Regions from separate parts of the Homo sapiens genome. Here region 2 is linked to region 1. The links are chromatin loops, found by intact Hi-C in ENCODE. Cell type or tissue: HepG2. All regions are shown on one strand. Links, peaks and the distances in the headings refer to the core of each region. The heading gives the core; the rest is flanking DNA.

Region 1 (7,474 bases), core at 1,368-6,367:
TTGCACTCCAGCCTGGGCGATACAGTGAGACTCCATCTCAAAAAACAAAAAAGGAAAAAAGGAGACGGGGTTGATAGTTGCACAAGATGACATATTATGTATTTAATACCACTGAACTGCACACTTAAAATCGCTTACATAATAAGTTTTATGTTACATGTATTTTACTACAATAAAATGTAAGAAAACATTTTAAATGGTCCTTTTTTTTTTTTTTTTTTTTTTGAGACGGAGTCTCGCTCTGTTGCTCAGGCTGGAGTGCAGAGGTGGGATCTTGACTCACTGCAAGCTCCGCCTCCCGGGTTCACGCCATTCTCCTGCCTCAGCCTCCTGGAGTGCAGAGGTGCGATCTCGGCTCACTGCGAGCTCCGCCTGTTCCTCAAGTCTCCGAGTCTATTCCTTGGGTTTGGACGGGTGAATGTATGTTTCTCAAATAAAATCACTGAAAATGAGAGGTAAGCGACGGCAAGGCTGTGGGGAAACCGCGCCCCCTGTACTGCTCATGGGAATGTAAAGAGCAGCCACCTCGGAAACCCATTTGGAGGTTCCTCTGACTGTTACTCAGAGTCACCCCATGACCTCAACCACCTAAAATTAGGGGTTTTTAGCAGGGAAGAAATGCATCTGTGTGTGAGAAAATGGGAATTAGGGAGGGTAAGGAAGAGCTGGTCAATGGGAGCAGGTGGCCAGCTGGGCAATCATGAAGGGTGAGGTGTCTCTCATCTCATTGTCCAGATGCTGTGATCTGGTGGATTTCAGCTTCTTGGTGCGATCTGGAGGCCCAGTGGTTGGTTTCCTGAGAAAGGAACTCAGATAGGACAAATGTAACTTTCTCAAGTTCTAAGATTCAGAGGGCCAATTTCTAGGTTTATTTAAAAGAAACCATAAACATCACTTCTATGGGACAATTGGGCCAGTTTCAATATTCATAAAATGGAACCAATTATGGAAAGAGGCTGCAACACAGATGAATGAACCTTGAGAACATGAGGCTAGGCGAAGGACAAATATTGCAATATTCCACTTACACAAGGTCTTCACAGGAGGCAAGTTCAGAGACAGAGAGAAGAGAGGTTAACCAGGAGTGGGTGCATGGGGGGAATGGGGAGTTACTGCTTAAATGCATGCTTTTTTTTTTTTTTTTTTTTTTTTTGAGACAGAGTCTTGCTCTGTTTCCCAGACTGGAGCGCAGTGACGTGATCTTGGCTCACTGCAAGCTCCGCCTCCCTGGTTCACACCATTCTCCTGCCTCAGCCTACCGAGTAGCTGGGACTACAGGCGCCCACCACCACACGCGGCTAATTTTTTGTATTTTTAGTAGAGATGGGGTTTCACCATGTTAGCCAGGATGGTCTCGATCTCCTGACCTCGTGATCCGCCCACCTCGGCCTTCCAAAGTGCTGGGATTACAGGAGTGAGCCACCGCGCCCGGCCTCGTGCTTTCTTTTTGGGAAGAAAAAATTTGGAAATAGACCACCATGATGGTTACGTAAGTTCAATGCCACTGAATTGTTCAGCTAAAAATGGTTTAAATGGTAGGTTTTATGTTATGTATATTTTTCCATCATTTAAAATATTAAAATTTAAAAGTACTTTAAAAGAAAAAGTAAAGGGTACAAAGATTTAAACACAGAATTACCATAGGACCTCCTGATTTGAACCGTAGGTTTATACCCTAAAGAACTGAAAATAGGAACTCAATGTTCCTCGTGGCACCCTCAGAGAAGGCAGAGTGGAAACCACCCACGCGTCCATCCAGAGAGAAAGGGACAAGCGAAATCAGTCTCCATGCTGTTACTGCTGCAGGTTCTTACCTTGCCAAGCAACAGAAACCGACAAGAGGCCCGACAAACTTCTCCCAGATAACGTCTATTAAGGCCGGCGTGGTGCTCATGCCTGTAATCCCAGCACTTTGGGAGGCCAACGCGGGCGGATCACCTGAGGTCAGGAGTTCGAGACCAGCTTGGGCAACATGGTGAAACCCCATCTCTACCAAAAAAAAAAAAAAAAAAAATTTGCAGGATGTGGTGGCGGGCACCTGTAGTCCCGGCTACTAGGGAGGCTGAGGCGGGAGAATTGCCTGAACCCGAGAGGCGGAGTTTGCAGTGAGCCTGGGCAAAAGAGCGAGGCTCCATCACACACATACAAAGTTTATTAAGACTGGCGCCCGGGAAGGAGGCTCTCGGGCTCCCGAAGACGGGTCCTGCGTGGCTTCCCAGGAGGGTACTGCTGTCAGCGAGCGTCAGCGCAGGTGCAGGCGGTGCTGGCTGCGCAGGCGCACTAGAAAGGATGCCGACACGTGCAGTGCGCGCGCGGAAGACACCGGCGAGTTCCGCCCTGGGTGCAGATTTCCGCATTAGGAGACGGCGCAGGCTGCGGCCGGCACCTCCCGGCCCCGCGCATGCGTCCAGACTCTGCTCATCTCCACTTTCTCACGGCACCTGCGAGGTCTCCGTGGGGCTGGCGCCAGTGAAGGGGTGGGCGGGAAATAATCAGAGGGGGTGGCCCAGGTCCTATCTCAGCGCAGTCTCCATACCAGGGAATATTATTCACTCCTGAAAAGGAACACGGGCCTGATCCCCGCTCCACCGCGGACGAACCTTTAAGACGCGATTCTAAGCGAAAGGCGCCGGAACACAGAAGCCACAGCACGTAGGGCTCCATGGAACGGAGGTCAGAACAGGCTGCTCCGCGGAGCAGGGCGGGGGCTGCAGGGCCCGGGAGGGGCGCGGAGAGCGGCCGCCGACGGGCCGGGCTCTGCGCGGGTAGAAGCTGTTCCGGAGCTCGAGAAGGTGCTGGTCCCGCAACACTGTGGGGGGGCCCCGCTGAGCTGAGCCTTGCGACCCGGTTTATGTGACGTGAGTTCCACCTCAATCTAAGTGTGAGGAAGCGAACAGCGTTCTTAAACTCAGAAACGTGCCCATTCGAATTGTTAACGCGAGCGCAGAGCCCACTGACAAAGCAAAATAAGACAAACCGGGAGTCAGAAAACTCAGCGACCCACAGGATCCACCGTGATGTTTCTCACAAATGTTACCGCGAAAACAGTCGGACTTGAAAATAAACGCGACCTACCTGGTTCTCGGAAGGGGAGAAGGATCCGAGCGAAAGGCGTCAGTTCTCCCTCGCTCGCCCCGTAGACGCCGCGCAGGCCCCGAGCTCCCGAGCGGCGGTTTCAGAACCCGCGGGTCACCCGGGAGCTCCTCCCGCAGTACCAGCCGAAAGCTCCCAGTGCCGAGGAGGGCGGGCAGCTGCCCTCCCCGACCTCGCCCCGCCCGCGCGGACGCCCCCGGCCCCACGCGGGGACCACCCCGGGACTCCCGCCGGACCCCGCGCGCCCGCGGCCAACCTGCGTGCACCTGCGCCCCGCGCCACGCCCCCGGCGCCCCACGTTTAGCCCTCACTGGGTCCCGCTTCTTAGTGGCTCTAAGCCCCGCCCCCTCGCTGGTCACCGCAAGCTCCGCCCCTCGAGGCCCCGCCCCTGCAAGGCCCGCCCCTTCACGACTCAGGCCCCGCCCACCACGGCCAGCCCGGGTCTAGGCCCCGCCCCGACACGACTCAGGCCCCGCCCCCGGCCAGCTTCGCTCCTCGCGCGCCCCGCCCAGCAATCCTCGCTGAACCCGGCGCGGTTTCCCCAGCGCTGCTCCACGCCGCAGTCCAGCGCCTGGAGTCCGCGCGCCCCGAGCCCCTGCCCGCTCATGCGCAGCTGGGTCACCCAGGTGCACCCACTTCCTTGCTGTCCCGCCGCCCTCCCTGCCCCCACCCCGCCTAGGCCCTGGGTGTCCCTTCTCCATCCTCCCTGGCGCCTCTGCCTCAGGCCACCTGGCCGTCCTCCTGGGCTCCCCGCTCGGGGGCGGCCCCTGGTCCGACGGTGCCGCAGACGCGCGCGCACAGGCCAGTCCCGCGGAGAGGCTGCTCTCAGGGGCTAGGCGGGGGGCTGAGTCAGAGGCTGGGGCCTGCCAGGAGCGGGGCGGCCTGGGGCGCAGCAGCATTGGAGCTGAAGGCGAGGGCGGCCCGCGCCGGTTGGGGAGCAGGGCCTAGAATTTACTTCACGACTACCAGCGTGGAAACTGCAGAGGGGCTGCCACATCGCTGCCAGGGCCTGCCCTGGGGCCTTGGATCCCGCCGGCTTCTCTCTCCACCCGCCTCTGTCCCACGTCTCCACCTGCCGTCCTGTTTGGTGCTTGGATCCACTAATGCCCAGTCAGCTTTCACGAAACGTCGGATGTATTTATTTTTTTTAATATCTGGGGTACACGTGCAGGATGTGCAGGCTTGTTGCATAGGTAAACGTGTGCCATGGTGGTTTGCTGCACCTATCAACCCGTCACGTAGGTATGAAGCCGGACATGCATTAGCTATTTTTCTTAATGCCCTCCTGCCCCCGCCCTCCCCCAACAGGCCCGAGTGTGCTTTGTTCCCCTCCCTGTGTCCATGTGCTCATGTTGTTCAGCTCCCACTTATAAGTGAGAACATGCCGTGTTTACTTTCCTGTTCCTGCGTTAGTTTGCTGAGGATAATGGCTTGCAGCTCCACCCATGTGCCTGCAAAGGACATGATCTCGCTTCTTTTTTATGGCTGCATAGTATTCCATGGTGTATATGTACATGTAACACATTTTCTTTATCCAGTCTATCATGATGGACCCTGGGGTCAATTCCATGTCTTTGCTATTGTGAATAGTGCTGCAATGATCAAATCACAAAAAGCAATTGCAACAAAAGCAAAAAATGACCAATAGGATCTCATTAAACTAAAGATCTAATTAAACTTTTGCACAGCAAAAGAAACTATCATCAGAGCTAACCAGAGACCTACAGAATGGGAGAAAATTTGTGCAGTCTATACATCTGAAAAAGGTCTAATATCCAGAATCTACAAGGAACTTACAAATTTACAAAAAAAAATTTTTTAAGTGGGCAAAGGACGTGAACAGACACTCCTCAAAAGAAGACATACATGCAGCCAATAAACCTATGAAAAAAAGTTCAACATCACTGATCATTAGAGAAATGCAAATCAAATCCACAGTGAGATACCATCTCACGCCAGTCAGAATGGCAATTTTTCAAATGCCAAGAAACAGGCCAGGCATGGTGGCTCATGCCTGTAATCCTAGCACTTTGGGAAGCCAAGGCGGGTGGATCACCTGAGGTCAGGAGTTTGAGACCAGCCTGGCCAACATGGCGAAACCCCATCTCTACTAAAAATACAAAAGTTAGCCGGGCGTGGTGGCAGGTGCCTGAAATTCCAGCTACTCGGGACCCCACTGAAGCAGTAGAATTGCTTGAACCTGGGAGGCTGAGGCTGCAGTGATCCAAGATGGCATCATGCACTCCAGCCTGGGCGACAGAGCCAAGACTCCGTCTCAAAAAAAAAAAAAAAAAAGTCAAGAAACAACAGATGGGCTGGGCGCAGTGGCTCACGCCTGTAATCCCAGCACTTTGGGAGGCAGAAGAGGGCAGATCACTTGAGGTCAGGGGCTCAAGACCAACCTGGCCAACATGGTGAAACCCCGTCTCTATCAAAAACACAAAAAAATTAGCCGGGCATGGTGGCGCATGCCAGTAATCCCAGCTCCTTGGGAGGCTGAGGCGGGAGAATCGCTTGAACCCGGGAAGCAGAGGTTGCAGTGAGCCGAGATCGCATCACTGCACTCCAGCCTGGCGACAGAGTGAGACTGTCTCAAAACAAAAGAAAAAAAAAAAAGAAGCAAAGTAACAACATAGGCTGGCAAGGTTGTGGAGAAAAAGGAACACTTTTACACTGTTGGTGGGAGTGTAAATTAGTTCAACCATAGTGGCAGACAGTGTGGCGATTACTTAAAGATTTAGAATCAGAAGTGCCATCTGACCCAGCAATCCCATTACTGGGTATATACCCAAAGGAATGTAAATCATCCTATTATAAAGATACATACACACATATGTTCAAAACGTTAGATTTTAAAGTAAAAACTCAGGGATAGCACGGCCCCCAGCAGTAGATTAAGCTGGATAAAAAGAGCCAGGAACTGGAAAGGGCATGGGGAGGCGCAGAGCTGAGGCCAAGGGTCAAGCACCTCGCCGGGAAATGCCACTGAGCACAGTTCTCCAGCCGCTGCCCAAGTCCCTCTTGAAATGGGCAGGACAGGGAGGGTGCGGCCGCAGGTGCTGGGGTTCATTTCTTAGGCCTGCGTCATGGCTATGGCCCTTAGCTGGGTGGTGTGTGGGCTGTGTCTATGACACCACCGAGGACGTGGGTATCCCTGGGGTCCCTTAGAATAGGAGGTGGATCCTGTGGCACTTTGGTGAAGCCAGCGGTGGTCCCATCTGGCCCTTTGCTCCGACCCTCACGGGTGCCCATACATGTCTGCCAGCCGGGCGAAGCTACCTAAATCTTTTTTTTTTGAGACTGAGTCTCGCCCAGGCTGGAGTGCAATGGCGGGGTCACTGCAACCTCTGTCTCCCAGGTTCAAGTAATTCTCCCGCCTCAGCTTCCCGAGTAGCTGGATTACAGGCATGCACCACCACGCCCGGTTAATTTTTGCATTTTTAGTAGAGACAGGATTTCACCATGTTGGCCAGGCTGGTCTCCAACTCCTGACCTCGTGATCCGCCTGCCTTGGCCTCCCGAAGTGCTGAGGAGTGAGCTGCGGTGCCCGGCCTTGTTTGTTTAAAGAAGTCCTCCTCTGTCGCCCAGGCTGGAGTGCAATGGCCTGATCTCAGCTCACTGCAACCTTCGCCTCCCAGGTTCAAGATTCTCATGCCTCAGCCTCCCAAGTAGCTGGGATTACAGGCACGTGCCATCAGGCCTATCTAATTTTTTTTCTGTGTTTTTAGTAGAGATGGAGTTTCACCACGTTGCCCAGGCTAGTCTTGAACTCCTGTCCCTCAGGTGATCTGCTCACCTCGACCTCTCAAAGCGCTGAAATTACAGGCATGAGCCACCGTGCCCAGACAAACATTCTTCTAAATCTAATAACCTGATTTGTCTCCTCTTGCCTTCAGGTCATCAATCTCCAGGTGGTCCTCAGTGAGAGATAGGTCCTCTCAATATTCAAGAGCCACCCTTCTACAGGGGACCCCTGGACTGCCCATCAGGGGGACAGGACAGAGGCACAATCCTGCCCGTCTCCCTGGATACCGCTCCCTGGCTGGCCACCACTTTCACTAACCCATGGAGCCAACCGTGCCCTGACAGCAAGAGGCCAATACTCACAGAACCACCACCGCTGCCCCTCTGTCAGCAGACAGCAGTTACAGAAGACTGACCTTTGTCCATTTCCCTCAAGAACTGGGGTCTTGGCCTCCTGCGGGGGGAAATGTTAGTGTGGGTAGCTAGGGGGTATGAGCAGGGCAGGAGAGGGCTCCCCACCACCACACACACACAACAGGTGTGCTGGCCACCATGAGGTGATGGTCAGGTAGTTGTTAACTGTCTCTAAAGTAATAATTGGTCACAGCCAGCGCCAGGGAAAGACAGCCTCCTAACA
Region 2 (7,185 bases), core at 1,161-6,160, 150 kb before region 1:
GGAACCGTACAGCGTGTAGTCCTTGGAGACGGGCTGCTTTCACTCAGCAGCATGCGTCTATGGTCCTTTTTTGTCTTTTCAGGGCCTGGTAATATTCTGTTGTCTGGATGGACGCCGGGTGTTTAATCCACTCACCTATGAGTGTCTTGGGTCACTTGTAGTTGTCTCTCTGGGCTTCTCTTACGGATAAATGAAGAATAAACAAAGCCAGCCACTGGCCCCTGAACTCGGTTCTGCCTCTGACTTGTCTTGATGAGGAGGTGTCCTTGCGTGGACTCGTGCTGTGTCATCATGCTCCTGCTCCGTGTTCGGAGCCACCTGGGCTGTGACAGGAGGTCAGTGTTCAGGGATGATGCAGTTTCTGTTGAGGCAACACTGAAAATGCCTTGCTTGGAAACTGCGTCTCACAGAGCATGGAGCTTGTTAACAATTTTAAAAAACTGATGATGCTGATGGGAGAGAGGGATGATGGGAGTCTGTCTGGGGTCTTTGAGGCCTTGTCCAGAGACTGCCCCAGGATCCTGGGTGGCTGTGCACAGCCAGCTGAGCCATGTGCCTGCCACTGCATCTGTACTCCTGGGCCAGAAAGCACCTTTGCTTAGCCCACCTGATTTTTCTGTCAGAGACTAGACGAGTAATTTCTAACCTGGGCTTGAGACACTAACAGTGTATTGGGATTTTTTTTTTTGGACACACAATCTCTCTCTGTCACTGAGGCTGGAGTGCAGTGGCACAGTCATATAGCTCACTGCAGCCTCAACCTCCCGGGCTCAAACCTTCCTCCTGCCTCAGCCCCCTGAGTATCTGAAACCACAGGCAGGTGCCAACACACCCAGCTATTTTTGTTTTTTTATTGTTTTGTTAAAAAAAAATTTTTTTTAAGAGATGGGGTCTCCCTGTGTTGCCCAGGCTGGTCTCACACTCCTGGGCTCAAGCAGTCCTCATGTCAGCCTTCCAGAGTGCTGAGGTTACAGGTAATCTTCAGCTGTTTCACAGTGTCCCTCTTGTCAGCCTCCCAGAGTGCTGAGATCACAGGTAATCTTCATCTGTTTCACAGCGTCCCTCATGTCAGCCTCCTAGAGTGCTGAGGTCACAGGTAGTCTTCAGCTGTTTCACAGTGTCCCTCATGTCAGCCTCCCAGAGTGCTGAGGTCACAGGTAATCTTCACCTGTTTCACAGTGTCCCTCATGTCAGCCTCCCAGAGTGCTGAGGTCACAGGTAATCTTCAGCTGTTTCACAGTGTCCCTCATGTCAGCCTCCCAGAGTGCTGAGGTCACAGGTAGTCTTCAGCTGTTTCACAGTGTCCCTCTTGTCAGCCTCCCAGAGCGCTGAGGTTACAGGTAATCTTCAGCTGTTTCACAGCGTCACCAGATTCTCCAAACACAATTTAATTTTATTCACATAGACAGTGCTACATTGTCACTGGTGACAGGCGCTTTGTGGTTGTTTTTGGTGGGTGAATATTGCACCGATTCAACAACAGGAGATCAGTGTCTGAGGGTCCTGTGTTGCCACCCGAGGCACCTGCTTTGACCAGGGATGGAGAGTCCCATGCCCAGGACGAAGGTTTGTGTGCTGGTGGTGAGCTAGCTGGGAGACGTGGCACGGGCCGCTTGTCCCTGGCCACCGCCTGCTGCCAAGGGCTCCACTCCAGTCCCTTGCCTGTCAATCAGAAGATGCTCAGAGGAGAGGCTTCTGCATCATCTTCATCTTGACATTCCAAGAGCAGTACCGGGTCAGCATCCACAAAAGCACACTGTAAAACTGGGAACTGTGTCTTACCCTTCCTGAGTGAAAAGGGAAAGTTTATGCCTCAGCCTGAGGCAGGTGGGCCCCTTGCCATGCACACCTTTGTCCTGCAGCCAGGGATCCACTTGGCTGGGCTCAACCCTTCCCCGTCAGGGACGACTGCACAGAAAGGAGCGCGGATAGCAGCAAGGCCCGCCACGGGGAAGGCCTGCTTCCTGTGGGTCCCCCTGTGTGGCTGGCAGGGAGTGGTACGGCGCTGGGAGTCCAGAATCACTGAGGACACGGAAAGCTTCAGCTTCTTTGAGAAAACTCAGATTTTGTAAATGCGCATCCAGTTGACAGCACTTACGGTGGAATCCGTGGAGTTGGACTTGTGAGAGGCCTTGCCCTGAGGGGGTTCTTGGCTGGTGTCTGTCCTGGAGGTGGATGCCTTGATGGCTGTGTCTCCCGTGCTCCCCTCACCCAGGTCCTCATCCTCAGGACTGTGAGACGCCGTTGGACGTGGAGGAGCCTGAGGAGCTCTGGCTCTGTGGGTATGTCTGCTGGCATTTGCCAGTTGAAACCTGAAGGATTGGAAAATGTCTGTATACCAATTCCAATTAACAACAGGAATAATAAGCCCATTGCATATAAGCAGCACATTCTTTAAAAAAAAAAAAATCCTGTATTTTCCAGTATAAAAAATTAGTGATCTGGTCAAGTCCCCTGGCTCATGCCTATAATCCCACCAGTGCTCTGGGAAACCGAGGCAGCTGGATCACCTGAGGTCAGGAGTTTGAGACCAGCCTGACCAACATGGTGAAACCCCGTCTTTACTAAAAATATAAAAATTAGCCGGGTGTGGTGGTGGACACCTGTAGTCCCAGCTACTCGGGAGGCTGAGGCAGGAGAACGGCGTGAACCTGGGAGGCGGAGGTTGCAGTGAGCCAAGATGGCGCCATTGCACTCCAGCCTGGGCGACAGAGTAAAACTCCGTCCCAAAAACAACAGCAACAACAACAAATAGCAATTAGAGGAGCATTTCCTTAAAATTGTACAAACCCCATTAATGTGTGGCTTCATAGAAGACAGCAGGGTTCTCCTCGCTGTTCCTGCATCAGTCTGTGGTAAATATGTTGTTCTAGTTGAAGTATACAAAAAAAAAATCTAGTGGGAAAATGGAAGCATATTTTTAATAAATAGCTTTTTGATATAATTATGGAGATTTTCATTGATACGACACCAAAACCCAGCAGGTGTTTGTGCTGTGAGCGTTTCCAGCAGCAGGGGAGTCTCAGGGCTTCCCTTTGGTCTCTCTTGCGGCGAGTGCGGCTCCGTCGCGTGTGTGTGGGAGTGTGCCTGTGTGTCCACATCTGGAGGTGACCCAGGTCAGCACACAGTGTGCACCCAAGGGCCGATTGGGTGCCCGGGACTCGTGTGCATCTCCCGACGTGGATCCACTTGATTTTACTACATCAGAAAGCAGCACCTGTCTCTTCCAGGGAGACTTTTAGTTCTTCAGAAGCTGTCTGCTCTTGGAGTTTTCCAAAATTCTTATCTTTGAAAGCTTGAATTTTCACATTGACAACAAGTTGTTGAGGTGTTCTGGCTGAACTTGCAGCTGTCTTTCCTTCATTTTTTAGAAATGATCTGCCAGTACTCATGTCCGAACAACCAGAGTTTGCATGTCGGTCGGTCATTCTTTGACTGAAGATTGGTGCTTCCTGTCCAGAGGCCGCTGTGTCTGGTGTGCGGCAGCAGTGCTTTGTGCATACTTGTTTTGTCATGAAGGATATGCACAAGATGAATGCTGCGTGCTCGGGACGTAGTGCGTTGAAACAGTCTTGCCGCACCACCCCAGCAGTCCTCCAGTGAACTGGCTCATCAGTGCGGTGTCACCCAGCTGAGAAGGCATTGTTATTAAGCAGGTAGTTTTACACCTGGGAAGCAAGTGTACCAAGCTATTCAGTCTGTGTGCTGGGTGAGAAAATGTTGTTGAATGAATCAGGTCAGTCTGTGTGCTTATTGACAACTTTTCAAACATTTCACACCCTTAGAAGAGTCTGTATCACTTACCTCCCCTGATACCTATGCTTGCAAATGTGTGTGCAGTTTCAGAGGGTTCCAATGTGATGGCCCATTGGTCCCCTCCTGGGATTCTCATGGACAAGTAAGATTCGGTTCCCCGTTCGGGTGGGTCTGTGCGTCTGTTCCTGGGCGCATGCTCACAGAAGCAGCACGTGTCCCAGCCGTGGGCTGGCATCCCAGCGCTGTCTCCTCTCTTTGATCTTTGCATGCCAGTAGCAAGCGGACCATGTCCCCGCAGTGCAGGACTGGGCTCTTATGTAACAGCTTGCCGTCAGGGTTCCTTCCACACCGACGCTGCTCCCAGGATTACGGAGCTGGAAAGAGTCCAGCCCATTCCTCTGGCAGTACGCAGCCCTTCCCTGGGGCTCAGCCAGTTTACTTGGCTTGCATAATTCTTTCTGTTAAGACGCTGCCTTAAAATTGACCAAGCCTCTAACTTTTTAGACCAGGAGTCTCTTGGATCGTTTGAGTGGTGGTGTTGCCTGTTCTTGGCCCTCTTTCATCTTGTCCTGTGCTTCAGCCTGGTCACTTGGTTTAATAATTTGTCTTTGTTTTTCCAAATCCTGCAGAACTTTTAAGATGATCTGGATTGCAGTGACTTAAAATCATACCGTGATGTATTTGCTGGTTTGGAGATCTTTTTAACAGGGGGTTCTCTCATCAGCTCTAAGTAGCCTTGGAAAAACTGTCGCCTCTGAATTGGCTGCAAACAAAGCTTTAGGCTTTCCAACAGTGCTACAGCCAACCTGCCTTAATTGGAAATGAGGAGTCTGGACGTTTGAAAAATAACTCAATAACCTCATGTGTGTAACTCTCGGGGCCATATATTATGGAGATGGCTGTGTGTAATTTTACAGCATCCTTGATGGAGCCTTTGTCATAAAACACGACTCCTGTATATGAAAGCAGTCTTCGCAGGTTTTATTGAGACGAGGAGTGGAAAATACACTCGTTTTTCCACAAAAGGTTGTTTGTTTTTTTTTTTTTGGAGACAGAGTTTTGCTTTTGTCGCCCAGGCTGGAGTGCAGTGGTGCGATACTGGCTCACTGCAACCTCCGCCTCCTGGGTTCAAGCGATTCTCCTGCCTCAGCCTCCCGAGTAGCTGGGATTACAGGTGCCTGCCACCACGCACAGCTAATTTTTGTATTTTAATAGAGACAGGGTTTCACCATGTTGGCCAGTCTGGTCTTGAACTCCCGACCTCAGGTGATCTGCCCGCCTTGGCCTCCCAAAGTGCTGGGATTACGGGCGGGAGCCACTGTGCCTGGCCCACGAGCTGTTTTTCTGATGAGAAGTTTCCTGATGAGTGAGAGCAGTGTGGCAGGTGTGGAGGAGAGGCGGACGGCTGCTTTCCAGGGACATGGGAGACCACTGTGGAACTGCAGTCCCAGAACGTGCCCATGTCGTGGAGGGAAGCAGGTCAGAGGCTCCTGCCACCTGCCCGTTGACCTCAGGAGGACATTGTGCTTGCAGCAGCTGAGTGGCCTGGGAAGCCTGCCTGGAACCTGGGACTGTGATGGGTGGAGTCTCCAGGAGGGCTAGGGAGGCGGGGAGGAGCACCCTGTGAGCTGCAGGCACCGCTGTGTTGCAGTCAGCAAACACTGGGGTCTGGGAACCCACTTTCATGTTTGGCACCTAGTGGTTTGAGCTTCACTTATTCGTAGCCCTCACAAGTAAACTAGTCTCTATTACAAGCACTTTCTTCGTGACTTTTTGGCTTTTGTTTTTTGACACATTTTCCTCATGCAGATCAGCATGATTATTCCCACTGTCTGACATGTCTCCTCCTATTCATTAAATACTTAGAGCCTGTTTCATGCGAGATGCCATGCAGAGCTCTGCCAGATTCCAGAATGAAGGGCAATAGGCCCAGCTGGGATAGTTCCTGCATGTTTCCATCGGCCCGGCTGCTTCCCCTTCTAACCCTTACAAATCCTCTGAGGTGGACGTGATTACTCCACCTAAGAGGAAACTAGGCCGGGCGCAGTGGCTTCCTCCTGTAATCCCACCACTTTGGGAGGCTGAGGCGGGCAAATCACTCTGAGGTCGGGAGTTCGAGACCAGCCTGGGCAACATGGTGAAACCCCGTCTCTATTTATTAAAAATACAAAAAAAAAAAAAAAAAAGCAGCTGGATATGGTGGCACACGCCTGTAATCCCAGCTACATGGGGGACTGAGGTGGGAGAATTGCTTGAACTCAGGAGGCAGAGGTTGCAGTGAGCCAATATTGCGCCACTGTACTCCACCTGCCTGAGTGGTCTCGCACTACAGAGCAAGCCTCCGTCTCAAAAAAAAAAAAAATAAAAATAAAAAAAGTAAAAAAAAGAGGAAACTAAAGTTTAATGTGTACAGTGGACTCTCTTGGTCCCAGGGTGGGAGCCATGTCACCTGTGGGAACAGGTGAATGAGGCTGGCGTCGTGCTCTCAAGGTATTTATGATGTAGCAAGAAGGTGCCAGGTCCTGAGGGAGACTTCCAGAGGCTCCTGTGAGAGAAGGTATGCAGGTGAAGAAGAGGGAGGGAGACCGTGTTTCCTGGGGACTGGGCTTGCCGGAGGCTCCACTGAGGGTTAGCATTTGCATAGGCCTTGAATAAGAAGTAGAATGTGAAGAAATAGGCTGGAGTTTAGAAAAGGAATTTTTGGGGAAACAGAAAGGGCCTTGGTGACTGTAGATCACTCACTCATTTCAGATGCAGGCAGGTCCCAAGGTGGTGATTAGACACAAGTTCACTCTCAAAGGTGCTTTCTTATGTAGTTGATGGAGTCGGTTAAATGTATTCCCAGTTTTCTTTTTTCCTAACCTAGTGTTTAGAGAAAAGCAGCCTTGGGGGACTTCCTATCCACGAGTTTGCTTAAGTGCAGGTTCTGGGTGTGCCGGACATCCTAGATACCGTTGTCTGTGAACTCAACCATGTTGATTGGGTCTGCTCTTGTAGGCTGACATCCGAAGTGCATTACAGATGCTGAGTTGATCGTTAACTTCTGTAGCTGGGATCTGAGGGACAACCAAGACAGGTCTGCTTCAACACATCACGACCATGTTCTTGAACTGCATGGACCCTGGAGCATCTCAGCGTGGCATCACAGTGCTGCTCATGGAAAACATGAACTGGCAGACCCATTGAGACATTTTCAAAACATAAACATTGTTTTTCTTATTTCCATCGTTTACCCATTGTAGAAAATGTAAGAAAACATGAAAAGGGTGAAAATCTAACTTAAACTCCCTTATACAGGTAATGAATTTTAGCTTCTTGTGATCCTTCAGGAATGGGCCATCAGTGTGTTTGAAATGCTTGCTCCCTGGTGCCGTAAAGAAATAGCACTTGAACGTAAATTTAATTTCCTCAGCAAGGCCATTTTTTATA

What was found. Hi-C counts contacts between places; a loop is a spot of excess contacts. Peaks named below come from ENCODE experiments on the same cell type or tissue, not always from the same donor. Only the 100,000 strongest peaks of a DNase experiment are listed, where the experiment ranks them.
Region 2: a loop joins it to region 1, with 19 times the contacts of the local background. A loop is called at or near these places in 2 of 110 quality-filtered maps.

What each region holds. Positions count from the first base shown.
Region 1 is chr16:89,243,604-89,251,077 of GRCh38, reverse strand. LOC124903766 reads right to left here and starts at 3,700. Exons shown (of 3, transcript XM_047435040.1): 1 at 3,616-3,700; 2 at 3,076-3,481; 3 at 2,135-2,953. The coding sequence starts at 3,700. The coding sequence ends at 2,419. RefSeq lists a silencer at 3,173-3,922. In HepG2, for the core only: a CTCF peak has its summit at 4,177; DNase peaks (open chromatin) are centred at 3,627 and 4,437; H3K4me3 peaks cover 1,991 bases.
Region 2 is chr16:89,392,248-89,399,432 of GRCh38, reverse strand. All of the region lies in intron 2 of ANKRD11 (ankyrin repeat domain containing 11), which reads left to right. All of the region lies in intron 1 of LOC128462377, which reads left to right. Among named protein-coding and RNA genes, the nearest start is that of ANKRD11, 95 kb to the left of the region's middle. RefSeq lists an enhancer at 3,561-4,499. In HepG2, for the core only: no CTCF peak of the experiment used is centred there; DNase peaks (open chromatin) are centred at 4,052 and 5,352.